Regions from separate parts of the Homo sapiens genome. Here region 1 is linked to region 2. The links are chromatin contacts, found by Hi-C or POLR2A ChIA-PET in ENCODE. All regions are on one chromosome and are shown on one strand. Each heading gives the region's core, a stretch centred on a gene start or an enhancer-like site at or near the end of the contact. The rest is flanking DNA. Distances are from core to core; before and after follow the strand shown. Region 1 holds the start of CPLANE2 (ciliogenesis and planar polarity effector complex subunit 2). Region 2 overlaps SPATA21 (spermatogenesis associated 21).

What was found. A loop is a pair of places that touch in the nucleus more often than their neighbours do. ChIA-PET counts read pairs that join two places held with the same protein, here RNA polymerase II (POLR2A). Pooled maps may share reads with other maps.
Region 1: a pooled map shows a loop between it and region 2 (3-fold over the local background). The contact joins the promoter of CPLANE2 here to the enhancer-like site in region 2. A Hi-C loop is called at or near these places in 2 of 50 pooled maps. POLR2A ChIA-PET finds 5 or more read pairs at or near these places in 3 of 52 experiments (WTC11, activated CD4-positive, alpha-beta T cell and activated CD8-positive, alpha-beta memory T cell).

The regions. Positions count from the first base shown.
Region 1 is chr1:16,234,833-16,241,906 of GRCh38, reverse strand. CPLANE2 (ciliogenesis and planar polarity effector complex subunit 2) reads left to right here and starts at 4,724. Exons shown (of 5, transcript NM_030907.4): 1 at 4,724-5,276. The coding sequence starts at 5,165. It also overlaps the pseudogene MT1XP1. RefSeq lists a silencer at 4,667-4,846 and an enhancer at 4,687-5,231.
Region 2 is chr1:16,417,912-16,424,603 of GRCh38, reverse strand. SPATA21 (spermatogenesis associated 21) reads left to right here. Exons shown (of 13, transcript NM_198546.1): 4 at 2,633-2,693; 5 at 3,047-3,095. Among named protein-coding and RNA genes, the nearest start is that of SPATA21, 16 kb to the left of the region's middle. Within about 2 kb of position 3,728, at least 5 of the 41 ENCODE cell types and tissues checked have a DNase peak (open chromatin) inside an H3K27ac peak, as active enhancers do.

The DNA of each region.
Region 1 (7,074 bases), core at 3,475-5,974, 180 kb after region 2:
GTGAGCCAAGATCATGCCACTGCACTCCAGCCTGGCGACAGAGCAAGGCTCTGTCTCAAAAAAAAAAAAAAAAAAAATCAGAGGGCTCTAGACTAGAAGAGTCCTTAGGGAGATGTTCTACATGTTTTGCTTGAGGCCCTGAAAGGAGAAGCAGCTGGCTTAGGGGGACACATAGTTTAGTGGTCAGAGGGGCACAGGAGAGCAGAACTCATAGACCAACACGGTCCACAAGCGTCCTTCTGAAACGCAGTTCTAACCATGTCACTTTCAGGTCCCAACAGTCAGCTGGCCTCCTTTGCCCAGCAGCAGTGTTTACATGAGGTCTGTGGACCCTGTTATGGACTGAATTATGCCCTGCTCCACCCAAATCCATACATTGAAGCCCTAGCCCCCAATGTGACCATATTTGGAAATAGGTCCTTTAAAGAGGTAATTAAGGCACGCTTTTCATCTGTCCCGCTGAGTGTTTGCCTCTTGATCAGGAACTCCTGCTTCTCCCTGCCTCTAAATGGACCCCAACTGCTCCTGCTCGCCTGATGGTTCCTGCGCCTGTGCCGGCTCCTGCAAATGAAAAGAGTGCACATGCACCTCCTGCAAGAAGAGCTGCTGCTCCTGCTGCCCTGTGGGCTGTGCCAAGTGTGCCCAGGGCTGCATCTGCAAAGGGACGTCGGACAACTGCAGCTGCTGTGCCTGATGCCAGGACAGCCCTGCTCTCAGATGTAAATAGAGCAACCTTATAAACCTGGATTTTTTTGGTACAACCCTGACCCATTTGCTACATCTTTTTTTCTATGAAATATGTGAATGGCAATAAATTCATCTAGACTAAAAAAAAAAAAAAAAAAAAAGGTAATGAAGGGTGAGCATGGTGACTGATGACTGTAATCCCAGCACTTTCAGAGGCCAAGGCAGGCAGATCACTTGAGGCCAGGAGTTTGAGACAAGCCTGGGCAACAAGGCAAAACCGTACCTCTAAAAAAATACAAAAGAAAAAGTCCGGGCATGGTGGCTAATGCCTGTAATCCCAGCACTTTGGGAGGCCAAGGCGGGCGGATCACCCGAGGTCAGGAGTTCAAGACCAGCCTGGCCAACATGGTAGAACCCCGTCTCTACTAAAAATACAAAAATTAGCTGGGTGTGGTGGCAGGCGCCTGTAATCCCAGCTACTTGGGAGGCTGAGGCAGGAGAATCACTTGAACCTGGGAGATGGAGGTTGCAGTGAGCAAAGATCGCGCCATTGCACTCCAGCCTGGGGCACAAGAGCGAGACTTTGTCTCAAACAAACAAACAAAAATACAAAAAAAAAAAAAATTAGCCAGGCGTGCTGATATGCACCTGTAGTCCTAGCTCCCCTCGGGGCTGAGGCAGGAGGATTGCTTGAGCCTGAGGAGGTCGTGGCTGCAGTGAGCTGAGATCACACCACTGCCCTCTAGCCTGGGTGACAGAGTGAGGCCCTGTCTCAAAAAATAAAAGAAAAAGGTAATCAAGGTTAAATGAGACCATAAGCATGGAGCCCTAATCCAGTAGGACTAATGTCCTATTTGTAACAGAGGAAGAGACACCAGACATGTATAAGCACAGAGAAGAGGCCATCTGTAAGCCAGGAAGAGAGGCCCCACCCAGAAACCAACTCTGCTGGCACCTTGATCTTGGACTTCCAGCCTCTAGAACTATGAGAAAATAAATTTCTGTTGTTTAGAGTACCCAGACTGTGGTATTTTTGTTACAGCAGCCTGGGCTGACTCATATAGACCCCAACTTCAGAACTGCCTAGTGCTTTTGTCAAATCTGCAGGCTCACAGACCTACCCAGCCCCTGACACAGAATGTCGGGGTTGGATGTGTGAACCCCAAATATCTGAGACAGGTCACAGTCAATTTAGAAAGTTTATTTTGCCAAGGTTAAGGATGTGCCCGTGACAGCCTCAGGAAATCCTGAGACATATACCCAAGGTGGTCAGGGGTACAGTTTGCATTTAAGTTTTAGGGAGACATGAGACCTCAATCAATATGTGTAAGATGTACATTGGTTTGGTCTGGTAAGACAGGACAGCTTGAAGCAGGGGCTTCCAGGTTAGAAATACATAAGAGACAAGGCCAGGTGCAGTGGCTCATGCCTATAATCCCAGCACTTTGGAAGGCTGAGGTGGGCGGATCATGAGGTCAGGAGATCCAGACCATCCTGGCCAACATGGTGAAACCCCGTCTCTACTAAAATACAACAACAACAAAAATTAGCCGGACATGGTGGGGCATGCCTATAGTCCCAGCTACCTGGGAGGCTGAGGCAGGGGAATCACTTGAACCTCAGAGGCAGAGGTTGCAGTGAGCCGAGATTGTGCCACTGCACTCCAGCCTGGGCGACAGAGTGAGACTCTGTCTCAAAAAAAAAAAAAGTAGATAGGAGACAAAAGATTGCATTCTTTTGAGTCCTTGATCAGCCTTCCACTGAATACATAATTTTATTTATTCAGCTCTGTCACCCAGGCTGGAGTGCAGTGATATGATTCTGCTCACTGCAACCTCCACCTCCCAGGTTCAAGCGATTCTTCTGCCTCAACCTCCAGAGTAGCTGGGATTACAGGCGCCTGCCATCACAGCCAGATAATTTTTGTATTTTTAGTAGAGACAGGGTTCACCATGTTGGCCAGGCTGGTCTTGAACTCCTGACCTCGGGTGATTTGCCCGCCTCAGCCTCCCAAAGTGCTGGGATTACAGGCGTGAGCCACCGCGCCCAGCCATTTTTTTGTATATTTTTAGGGATAAGGTTTTGCCATGTTACCCAGGCTGGTCTCAAACTCCTGACCTCAAGTGGTCCACCAGCTTCAGCCTCCCAAAGTGCTGGGATTACAGGCGTGAGCCACCGCACATGGCCCCAAGAGGACTTTACATCTTCTCTGGGTTGCAGATTAACAGGCACGTTCATTCTGCCAAGTTGCTTCATTTTCTCACACGCTCACTGAGCCCTCCACGAGCCAAAGATGGGTGGATGTGAAGTCTGGAAATCCAGAAATAATTCAGATCAGAGCCCTGCCACTGAGTGACTCCTGGCCCATGGAGAGAGCTCTGGACAGCTGTGAATCTCCCTGACTGGGCAGATGTGACAGCTGCAGGAATGGGAACCATGTGACCTGGGAGTATGGGCAAAGGATTCCACCTGCAGAATCCTGTAGGAATGGTTATTCATCTGGTTTTTCTGCCTAGCCACAGCGTGAGCAAGTTGAGAGAAAGCACCTTGTCTTACACATCCTCATCCCCTCTCTTAGACATAATGGGCCTTAAAAATCTGTGAGTTCGTAGTCCTCTGGCTGCTTTCTGCTTCCCTAGGAACAGCCCTCCTAGTGGCTAGGGGCAAAGTTTTAAAAACACAAAACCCAAACTGGCAGAACAGATAAGTACTTTAGAGTCAGGTAAGTGTGGGTTCTTTTTTTTTTTTTTTTTTTTTTTTTGACAGGGCCTAGCTCTGTCACTCAGGCTGAAGTGCAGTGGCATGATCTCGGCTCACTGCAACCTCCATTTCCCGGGCTCAAGCAATCCTCTCATCTCAGCCTCCAAGTAGCTGGGACTACAGGCGTGCACTACTGTGCCCGGCTAATTTTTGTATTTTTTTTTTTGTAGAGGCAGGGTCTTACTATGTTGCCCAGGTTGGTCTCAAACTCCTGAGCTTAAGCAATCTGCCCGCCTCAGCTTCCCAAAGTGCTGGGATTACAGGCGTGAGCCACCACACCCAGCCAGCTGTGGGTTCTGAGTCGGTTTCACACTGACTAGCTGTGCGGTGTGACCTCAGACAAGTCACGTTATGTTTCTGAGAGTCTTCGTCAGTACAAGAGGGTAATACTATTTACACAGGTTTGTTTATAGAATTAAATCAGGTGACCCCTGTAAAGTCCCCACTGTCTGGCACTTGGGTGGCCTTAGGTAAAGCTTAACTCCTAAATTATTCCTTTCAAAACAGTGATTTGCCCTACTTGAAGGCATTGCGGAAAGATAATGGTAAAAATTAAATGTAATAGACAAACTCTCAGTAATGACCCACCTGCACTCTTTCCAACCAGTGGGCATTTACTGAGCACCCACCTTCTGGGTAACAGGCCTGGTGTCCAGTGCTGGAACGGTGGAGAGGAGCTCAGAGTTTCAGAGCTGAAAAGTCAGCTCCAGGAGAGCAGGGACTTCTTGTTGGCCACTGTATTCCCAGCTAGGTGCTCAGTATTTGTTGAATGAATGAATGAATGAAAAATACAATCCAGCGGGCCTCTGACTCATTTTTTAAAACTTGAGCCAAGTCCCTTGACCTCTCTGAGCTGGTGTGTGTCCCCATCAGTGAAGCCAGAGATGTTTAAGTCATCTAGAGGTCCTGCCAAGCAGGATTAATAGAGCAATAATATTAATAATAGCAACAATCATAACTAAACATATGGAGCACTGCTATGGAGGGAATAACATGTTACGTCCACGTTATAGAAGAGGAAACTGAGACACAGAGAAGCATGAAAGGCTCCTGGAGGGGGGGTTTCATGATGTTTTGGAAGAAAGACTAGGGATCGGACGGAGTCATAGAGAAGAGGATCCACAACCCAGAGGAAAAGGCCTAGTCCAGAGCCACCGCGCGGCGCAGGCTGCGGACGTTGTAGGAGGGACGAACGCCTCCCGGAACCCGCCCAACCCAACCTCCGGCGTCTCCATGGCAACAACCTCCGCACATGCGCCGCGCGCACCTGCGCCGGAGCTGCCAGCACGCGCAGAAGGCGGACGCAGGCGGGGCGGAAGTGGGCCCGGCGGGCTGGGGCGGCGGGAGTGCGGGTGGGCGTTTAAAGGGGCCTTCGGCACCCAGGTCGGTTCGCCGCCGGGACTGCTGACGGGGAGGGCTAGGTAGCCCTGGGAGTCGGGATCTAGAAGGTAGAGGAGAAGCGGGGCTGTCTGACCCCCGGAGGTGACAAGGGGAGAGGGGCTGTGTGAATACCCTCCATGGGCAGTAATGGGATGACTATCCCCAGGGAGCATTGCGAAGGAGAGAGGCGGCTGAGGGACTGCACTTTCTGGGGCCCCCCGGGAGAGTCAGAGGGCAGTTAAGAGGGATCACAGGCCCGGCTTGGTACTGTCACTCCCCTTCCCACTCCCTGCTCTCAGCATTCTGTCACCTCCCTACCCCGTCGCGGTGCCCAGCCATGGCCAGACCTCCCGTGCCCGGTTCGGTGGTTGTCCCAAACTGGCACGAGAGTGCCGAGGGCAAGGAGTACCTGGCTTGCATTCTGCGCAAGAACCGCCGGCGGGTGTTTGGTAAGTGCCTCCCCCTTTCCTCTAGCCCGCCACTTGTCTTTCCCTGGGGAGAAGAGTGTCACCTGTTGCTCCCTGAGGAGAGCAGAGAGGCAGGGCAGTGAGGGCCTGCTCCACTGCAGTCTTCAGCAGTCTTCAGCCTGGGGGACTGAAAGCCCTAGCTCTGGGACCCCCACACCTAAATCTCCTTAGAGCTAATTCCATCGTCAGAGCCAGGAACATGGAAACAGCAGAAACCTTGCCAGCAACCACTGTCACCAGAGATGCAGTTGATTGAGCACTCCCCTGGTGCCAGGCCCTCTGTTGGGCACGTTACACAGTGCACGCCCATTTAACCTCTCAACAGCACATGGTACAGACTTGGCTAAGATCACACCCCAATAAATAGAGGTGAGCCTCTTCCATGTCCTGCTGTCTCTGGGATGAGACGCTGGTGTTCCCCATGGTGAAACTGACTCACCCAGGCAGGGCCCAGCTGTCAGGCCGGCAGAGGTGCCTGGAATCAGCTGTGGAGCCCAGCTCTGGCCAGGAGAAGCAAGGTGCCAGAAGACTTAAGACCAGAGAGTGAGATAGCTAGAACCAAAATTTGTGAATAAGTCAACTGTTTGTTTGTTTTTTTAAAAGAAATTATATTAAATTCAAAAAATGACCCTCTAGAAGGCTGGGCGCAGTGGCCTGTAATCCCAGCACTTTGGGAGGCCGAGGTGGGCAAATCACCTGAGGTCAGGAGTTCAAGACCAGCCTGGCCAACATGGCGAAACCCCATCTTTACTAAAAATACAAAAATTAGCCGGACGTGGTGGCGGGCACCTGTAATCCCAGCTACTTGGGAGGCTGAGGCAGGAGAATCGCTTGAACACAGAAGGCAGAGGTTGCAGCAACCCTAGATCGAGCCATTGCATTCCATCCTGGGTGACAAGAGTGAAACTCCGTCTCAAAAAAAAAAAAAAAAAAAAGACCCTCTAATATGGCCACTGTCCCTCTAATCCCATGATGGCTGGCAACACTGTATTTGGGGTCACACATACCCAGGCAAGTGACCCAGGCTCCACCACTGCTAGCTGTATGGCTGGGAATAAGTGAACTCTAGCCTCAAGTCCCACCTCTGTAAAATGGGGATAATCACAGTATTTACCCCATAGAGTTACTGGGGAAATTAATAAGGAGGGTGTTTGTAACATACCAAGCAGGTTCTGGCATGCAGTGGGTGTTCACTGAAGGTTGGCTGTTATTGTATTTATTTTGCATTTAGTTGTGTTGAGTGGAAGAGAATTGAGTGAAGGTTGAGCTGATTTTCTGGGAACATCATAGAATCCACTGACCATATTATCTATGCCACAGATAGGATTAAGCAGCCATAACTTAGAGGAATGGCAGTGATGGCTTTTAATTTTTGTGTTTTTACTTTAACTGCAGACATTTGGGTTTTTTTTTAACAGCTGGGTTTATGCACCTGAATGTATCATTCAGTGGTTGTCATGCAGGCCCCACAACAAACGCTGAGAGCAGCTAGTAAATAAATATCAACAGACTGACTATAATGCTTAGGCTAGTCTCTTTGTATCCCAGACTTCTGTAAAATTAGGTTGAGTATTAAGAGCCACAGATGAGGCCGGGCACGGTGGCTCACGCCTGTAATCCCAGCACTTTGGGAGGCTGAGGCAGGCAGATCACCTGAGGTTGGGAGTTCGAGACCAGCCTGACCAACATGGAGAAACCCCATCTCTAAAAATACAAAATTAGCCAGGCATGGTGGCGCATGCCTATAATCCCAGCTACTCGGGAGGCTGAGGCAGGAGAA
Region 2 (6,692 bases), core at 2,479-4,978:
CCTACAAAAAATACCAAAGTTAGCTGGATGTGGTGGCACATGTCTGTGGCCCCAGCTACTCCAGATACTGAGATGGGAGGATCCCCTGAGCCTGGGGTCCAGGCTGCAGTGAGCCAAGATCACACCACTGTGCTCCAGCCTGGGTGACAGAGTGAAACCCTGTCTCAAAAAAAATAAAAATAAAAAAATAAATAAAAAATTTTAAAAAGATATGGTTAGAGTATATTGCCTTTCCCAAACTTATTTGACCACAAGATCTTTTTTTATTTATCTGTAAGATTTTTTTTTTTTTTGAGACAGTCTTGCTCTGTCGCCCAGGCTGGAGTGCAGTGGCGCAATCTCGGCTCACTGCAAGCTCTGCCTCCCAGGTTCATGCCATTCTCCTGCCTCAGCCTCCCAAAGTGCTGGGATTACAGGTGTGAGCCACCGCACCCAGCCTGGTAAGATTTATTTTTAACAGCTTCAGTAAGGTATAATTGGCATTCACTTGCACATACTTTAAGTGTACAATTTAATATTTTGACATATGTACACACCCACAAAACCATCCCCACAATCAAGAAAGCAAACATAGCCATCACCCCAACCATTTCCTCATGCCCTTTCTCATCCCCCCTCCCACTAGTCTATCCCCAGGCGACTACCAACTATCACTATAGATTTGTTTGTATTTCGTGGAATTTTACACAAATGAAATTGTACAGTGTACATTCTTTCTGTCTGGCTTCGTTCACTCCACATGACTATTTGAGATTCATCTAGGTCGGGTGCGGTGGCTCAGCCTGTAATCCCAGCACTCTGGGAGGCTGAGGCGGGTGAATCACCTGAGGTCAGGAGTTCAAGACCAGCTTGGCCAACCTGGTGAAACCCCGTCTCTACTAAAAATATAAACATTAGCTGGGCATGGTGGCAGGTGCCTGTAGTCCCAGCTACTCGGGAGGCTGAGGCAGGAGAATCACTTGAACCTGGGAGGCGGAGGTTGCAGTGAGCTGAGATCATGCCAGTGCACTCCAGCCTGGAGAACAGAGTGAGACTCTGTCTCCAAAAAAAAAAAAAAAAAAAAAGGAGAGAGAGAAAGAGAAAGAAATTCATGTATTGTGTGTATCAACATGTTGTTCTTTTGGTTGCTCAGTAATATTTCCATTCTATGGATATACCATAATATACCACTTTTTTTTTTTTTTTTTTTTTGACATGGAGTCTCACCCTGTTGCCCAGGCTGGAGTGCAGGGGTGTGATCTTGGGTCACTGCAACCTCCACCTCCTGGGTTCAAGTGATCCTCCCACCTCAGCCTCCTGAGTGGCTGGGATTACAGGCACGTACCACCACGCCCAGCTAATTTTTGTGTTTTTAGTAGAGACAGGGTTTCACCATGTTGGCCAGGCTGGTCCTGAACTCCTAATCTCGTGTGATCCACCCACTTAGGCCTTTATTATTTTTTTTCAAGAGACAGAGTCTCACTCTGTCGCCCAGGCTGGAGTGCAGTGGTGTGATCATGGCTTACTGCAACCTCCACCTCCTGGGTTCAAGTGATTCTCGTCCCTCAACCTCCCAAATAGCTGGGATTACAGACATGAGCCACCATGCGTAGCTAATTTTGTGTAGAGACAGAATTTCTCCATGTTGGCCAGGCTGGTCATGAATTCCTGACTTCAAGTGATCCACCTGCCCCTCAGCCTCCCAAAATTCTGGGATTGCAGGTGTGAACCACCACACCTGGCCAAAACCTCCTCTTTTTAAGGAGGCTCATGAAGGATTCTTGTTCTTTGAAGTATCCCTTGGAAAATCCCATTAAGGCTGAGCATGGTGACTGATGCCTGTAATCCCAGCACTTTGGGAGGCTGAGGCAGGAGGAATGCTTGAGCCCAGGAGTTCAAGACCAGCCTGAGCAACATAGTGAGACCTCATCTCTACCAAAAATTAAAAAATATCAGCCAGGCGTGGTGACAGGTATTTGTAGTCCCAGCTACTTGGGAGGCTGAAGCAGGGGGATCCCTTGAGCTCAGGAGGTCAAGGCTACAATGAGCTGTGTTCTTGCCACTGCACTCCAGCCTGGGTGACAGAGTGAGACTTGTCTCAAAAAAAAAAAAAAATACACACACACACAAAGGAAAACCCTATTTAAAGGGGATCTTCTCAATTTTCCAGGCTCTCATTCCACTCCCATAGGGAAGTGTGGTTCTTTGGGTAGGCCACGCCTTCTCTGGGCTTCAATTTCCTCACCCTTCAAAATGTGGGAGTACCTGTGCTACCTTCTAGGGGCACTAGGAGAATTAAGTAAGATGATGCCTGAAGTGCTGGGACCCTAGTAAGTGTGTAATAACTGGTCTCCAGTTCGCCTGGAGCATTGAGGTTCACCTGGGAACGAGGATGGAGCTCCCCAGCCGTGGTGTCCTTGTCCTTGACAGGGCTCCGGATATCAATCCACCCCCAGTCACCAGGCAGACATGGTGCAGCCAGCAGAGCCTTGCTGCCGCTTGGCCAGCCATGGCCAGCCACTGGGAGGCAAGCACCCCAAGGAGGCAGGTGTCCCACACATCAGGCCACAGGAGGCTCCGCCAGAGCCCAGCCCAGGGGGACATGGGGACAGCTCTCAGGAAGCAATGCCCCCAATGTCCGTCGTGGCTCCAGAGGAAAAGACAGTCAACCCCTTCCTGCCATCCACGCCTGGACCTAAAAAAGCAAAAGGAGGGTAAGTCATCATCCAGTGCCATCCCCTGCCCCCAACAAGGATGCTCTTCTGCTGAGTTTCAGGTGGGGTGAATTCTAGTCCAGACTGCTCCTGACCTGGTAGAGGACCTTGGGCAAGTCATGCTCCGCTGGGTCTCAATTTCCCCATCTGTGTAATGGCTGGAATACCAGAATTCTTGGTTCCGTGAGCCTGTATATATGAGGATGTGGGGACATAAGGAGCCCCCTGAGATGAGAAGGCCAAGGGGATGAGGCTGGGGTGGAACTGAGTGTCCTGGGGGCTGAGAGGGGAGGGCAGGGGGGCAAACCTTCAGCTGAGCGCTTCCCCCACCTGGGGGTTTCTCTTCTATTCAGGGGTGAGGCTGTGGAGACCCACCCAGCACCGGGGCCTCTTCCTCCACCAGTAAGTAGGGCCATAGGGGGAACGGGGACGAGCTGTGTAGGAGAAAGGCAGGGGGGATCAGGAGGAGGAAGAGGGCAGAAGCGGATGTGGCACGTCAAACCCCTATTTGGAGTCAAACCAAGGAAGGTGTGTGTGGCTGTGTGTTAAAGTGCACATGGATGTGCACACGTGTGTGTGTGTGCCTGTGCCTGTGTGTATGCATGTGTGTGTATTCTGGGTGGGCATCAAGAATGCTCTTACACTCTGGAGCCCTTGGGTTCATCCCAGGTGGTGGCTTGTTCCACATCAGCATGGATTTCTTCCACCCATTTGCCCTCGGCCACAGCCACACAATCCAAAGCATCCCTGAACACCTGGGAGGCTTCCCCGACCCCTCCCAGCCATCCTTCCCTCCCCAAGCTCTGCCACTTCCTAGTTCTTTGACCTGACCAGGCAACCTGCAAATACACAGTCACTAGCATGCATGCCCTGCCAGCATCTGCCCTGTCTCATCCTGTTCTGTTCATTGGCAAAACCCCACCCTGGCTAAACTCACTCAGCCTTGTACCCATGTTGAGCAGCTTAATGCGGTTGGAGAACATCCTGTCTTATTGATGGGTTTCACTTTCAAGCATTAACCACTCATGTCAGATGCTGCCTGCAAGTCTCACTTTTCCTTGGCCACACCGCCCTCCCTCCGCTCCAGGTCATCATTTCACAACAGCATCCCCCACGCCCCTCATCTCACTCATGTGTCACTGACAAACAGAAGCATCAGATGAGAAGAAGCATCCCCAAACCCACCACCCTCCCTGCCTTGATTTGGCTGCAATGGGAGCTGTGAAGATGGGCCCCTGCTCCCATGGCTGTCTCCCCATTTATTCATTAGCTCTCGTCCCCTCCCCCCACCACATGATCCCTCTCTGCGTTACTACAGGACGATTCCATCAGCATACAAACATGGCTCAGCCTCCACAATATCAAAAGCTGCCTTTCTTTCTTTCTTTCCTTTTTTTTGAGACAGAGTCTCTGTTGCCCAGGCTGGAGTGCAGTGGTGTGATCACGGCTCACTGCAACCTCCACCTCCCGGGTTCAAGCTAGTCTCAGCCTCCTGAGTAGCTGGGACTACAGGCGTGTACAAACATACCTGGCGTCAAAAGCCGTCTTTCCTTGCTCCCCTTTGCAGCCCCATCCCTCAATAATTGTCCCCCTCACCTCCTCCGCTTGTCTTTTCTCAACACATCCCCATATGAGAGCTTTTATCGGGGTCTCCATAATCTCCATCTGGCTTATCAAATGGAAGAGCTCTGTCCTTACAGAGCCCACCTCGCAACAGCAGAAGACACAGTGGCTCCCTCTCTCCTCAATGCTGCCTTCTCCAGGCTCCATGACAGCCCTACCTTGGTTCTCCTCCCATGTCACTAGCAACTCCTTCCCAGTCTCCCTCCCTAGTTCCTCCTCATCTTCTCCACCCTCGGGGCTCCACCCTCTGGTCTCCCATCTCCATTCTCTCCCTGGATGATCTCATTCAGTCCCTCTGATGATTCCCAAATCCATATCTTCAGGCGAGACTTTGCCTTTTTCTTTTTTTGAATTGACAGAGTCTCTGTTGCCCAGGCTGAAGTGCAGTGGCGCAATCTCAGCTCACTGCAACCTCTGTCTCTGAGGTTCAAGCAATTCTCTTGCCTCAGCCTCCCGAGTAGGTGGGATTACAGGCAAGCACCACCTCACCCGGTTAATTTTTGTATTTTTAGTAAAGATGGGGTTTCACCATATTGGTCAGGCTGCTCTCGAACTCCTTACCTCCGGTGATCCGCCCGCCTCAGCCTCCCAAACTGCTGGGATCACAGGCGTGAGCCACCATGCCCAGCCATAGACCTTGCCTTTAAATTCCATGTTCATATATCCAATGGCCTACTTGAATTCCCTCTGGCTGGCTAATTCACTTCTCAAACATGACCACAGCAGTCTTCTTCAGCCCAGCAAATGACACTGCCTTTCTCACCCAAGGGGCTCATGCAACCCAGCTCAAAATCACCTCTGATTCCTCCTTTTCCCTCTATAATCCTTTCACGTGTCAACAAGCCCTGTTTAGTGCTACCTACAAAATAAATCCTGAATCCGTCCCTTCCTTCCACTCCCTCTTTCATTACCCTAGTCCAAGCCTCATCTTCTTAGAATAAGATCCAAAATCTTCACCAAGAGCCATAAAGCCCTATGTCTAGCCACTCTGGTCTAACCTCCAGCCCTTGGATATGCTAAGCCTAGTCTCACCCCAGGGCCTTTGAATGTTCCTGTGCCTGAACTCCTCTTCATAGACAGTCTTACGGCTCTCTTGAGTCATTCACTTTCAATTTCGACATCAGTTTTTCCACAAGGCCTTCCCTGGCCAGCCATCTCAAGGAGCCTGTCAGCCACACTCAGCCTATCACATTGTCCTGTTTTATTGTCTTTGTAGTACTTTCTCCCTCCGACATTATCTTTAAGTTGTCAACCTATTCATTATCTAGAACGCAAGCTCCCTGAGGGCAGCCTTGCTAGTTGACTTACTCCTCTATGCTTTGTGCCTCAAACAATGCCCAGCACGTGGTAGGTACTCAACAGGAATGTGTTGAATAAATGAATGGATGGGAATAAGATGAGGTACCTCTCCAGACTAGTGAGAAGTCAGATGAGAAATAAGAACTAGGCCGGATGCAGTGGCTTATCCCTGTAATCCAAGCACTTTGGGAGGCCGAGGCAAGTGGATCACCTGAGGTCAGGGGTTCAAGACCAGCCTGGCCAAAATACAAAAATTAGTGGGGCATGGTGGCGTGCACCTGTTGTCCCAGCTACTTTGGAGGCTGAGGCAGGAGAGTCACTTGAACCCGTGAGGCAGAGGATGCAGTGAGCCAAGATAGCGGCACTGCACTTCAGCCTGAGAAACAGAGCAAGCCTCTGTCTTGGAAAAAAAAAAAAGAGAGGGTATGGTGGCTCATGCTTGTAATCCCAGCACTTTGGGAGGCTGAGGCGGGAGGATCATGAGGTCAGGAGATCGAGACCATCCTGGCTAACAAGGTGAAACCGCTTCTCTACTAAAAATACAAAAAAATTAGCTGGGCATGGTGGCGGGCACCTGTAGTCCCAGCTACTTGGGAGGCTGAGGCAGGAGAATGGCATGAACCCAGGAGGCAGAGCTTCCAGTGAGCCGAGATCACGCCACTGCACTCCGGCCTGGGCGACAGAGCGAGACTCCATCTCAAAAAAAATAAAAATAAAAAAAAGAGAGAGAGAAATAAGAACTATTCCTTGCCTGTGTGTTTCTGCCTTTTACCCCATCCCTACCCCATGCAAAGCGTGGGCTGGATACTGTGGGGGAGAAGAGGAGAGGGCACAATTTAGCTCTGCAAGTACATACTGAGTGTCTGTGGCATACCAGGCCCAGTGCTTGGAGAGAAAGGACAAGGAAAGCCGGGGAGGGCCCCTGCTCCCTGCTCTGGAGGATGCAGCTGAGCTGGTGGCACCACAAGAGATGAGAGGTCCTGGACAGGAAGTCCTGCAGGCACTCAGAGGAGCCCTGGGGCCAGCAGGTAGCTTTCTGGAGAGGGAGGACTGATATTAGGCCATACAGAGGGAATG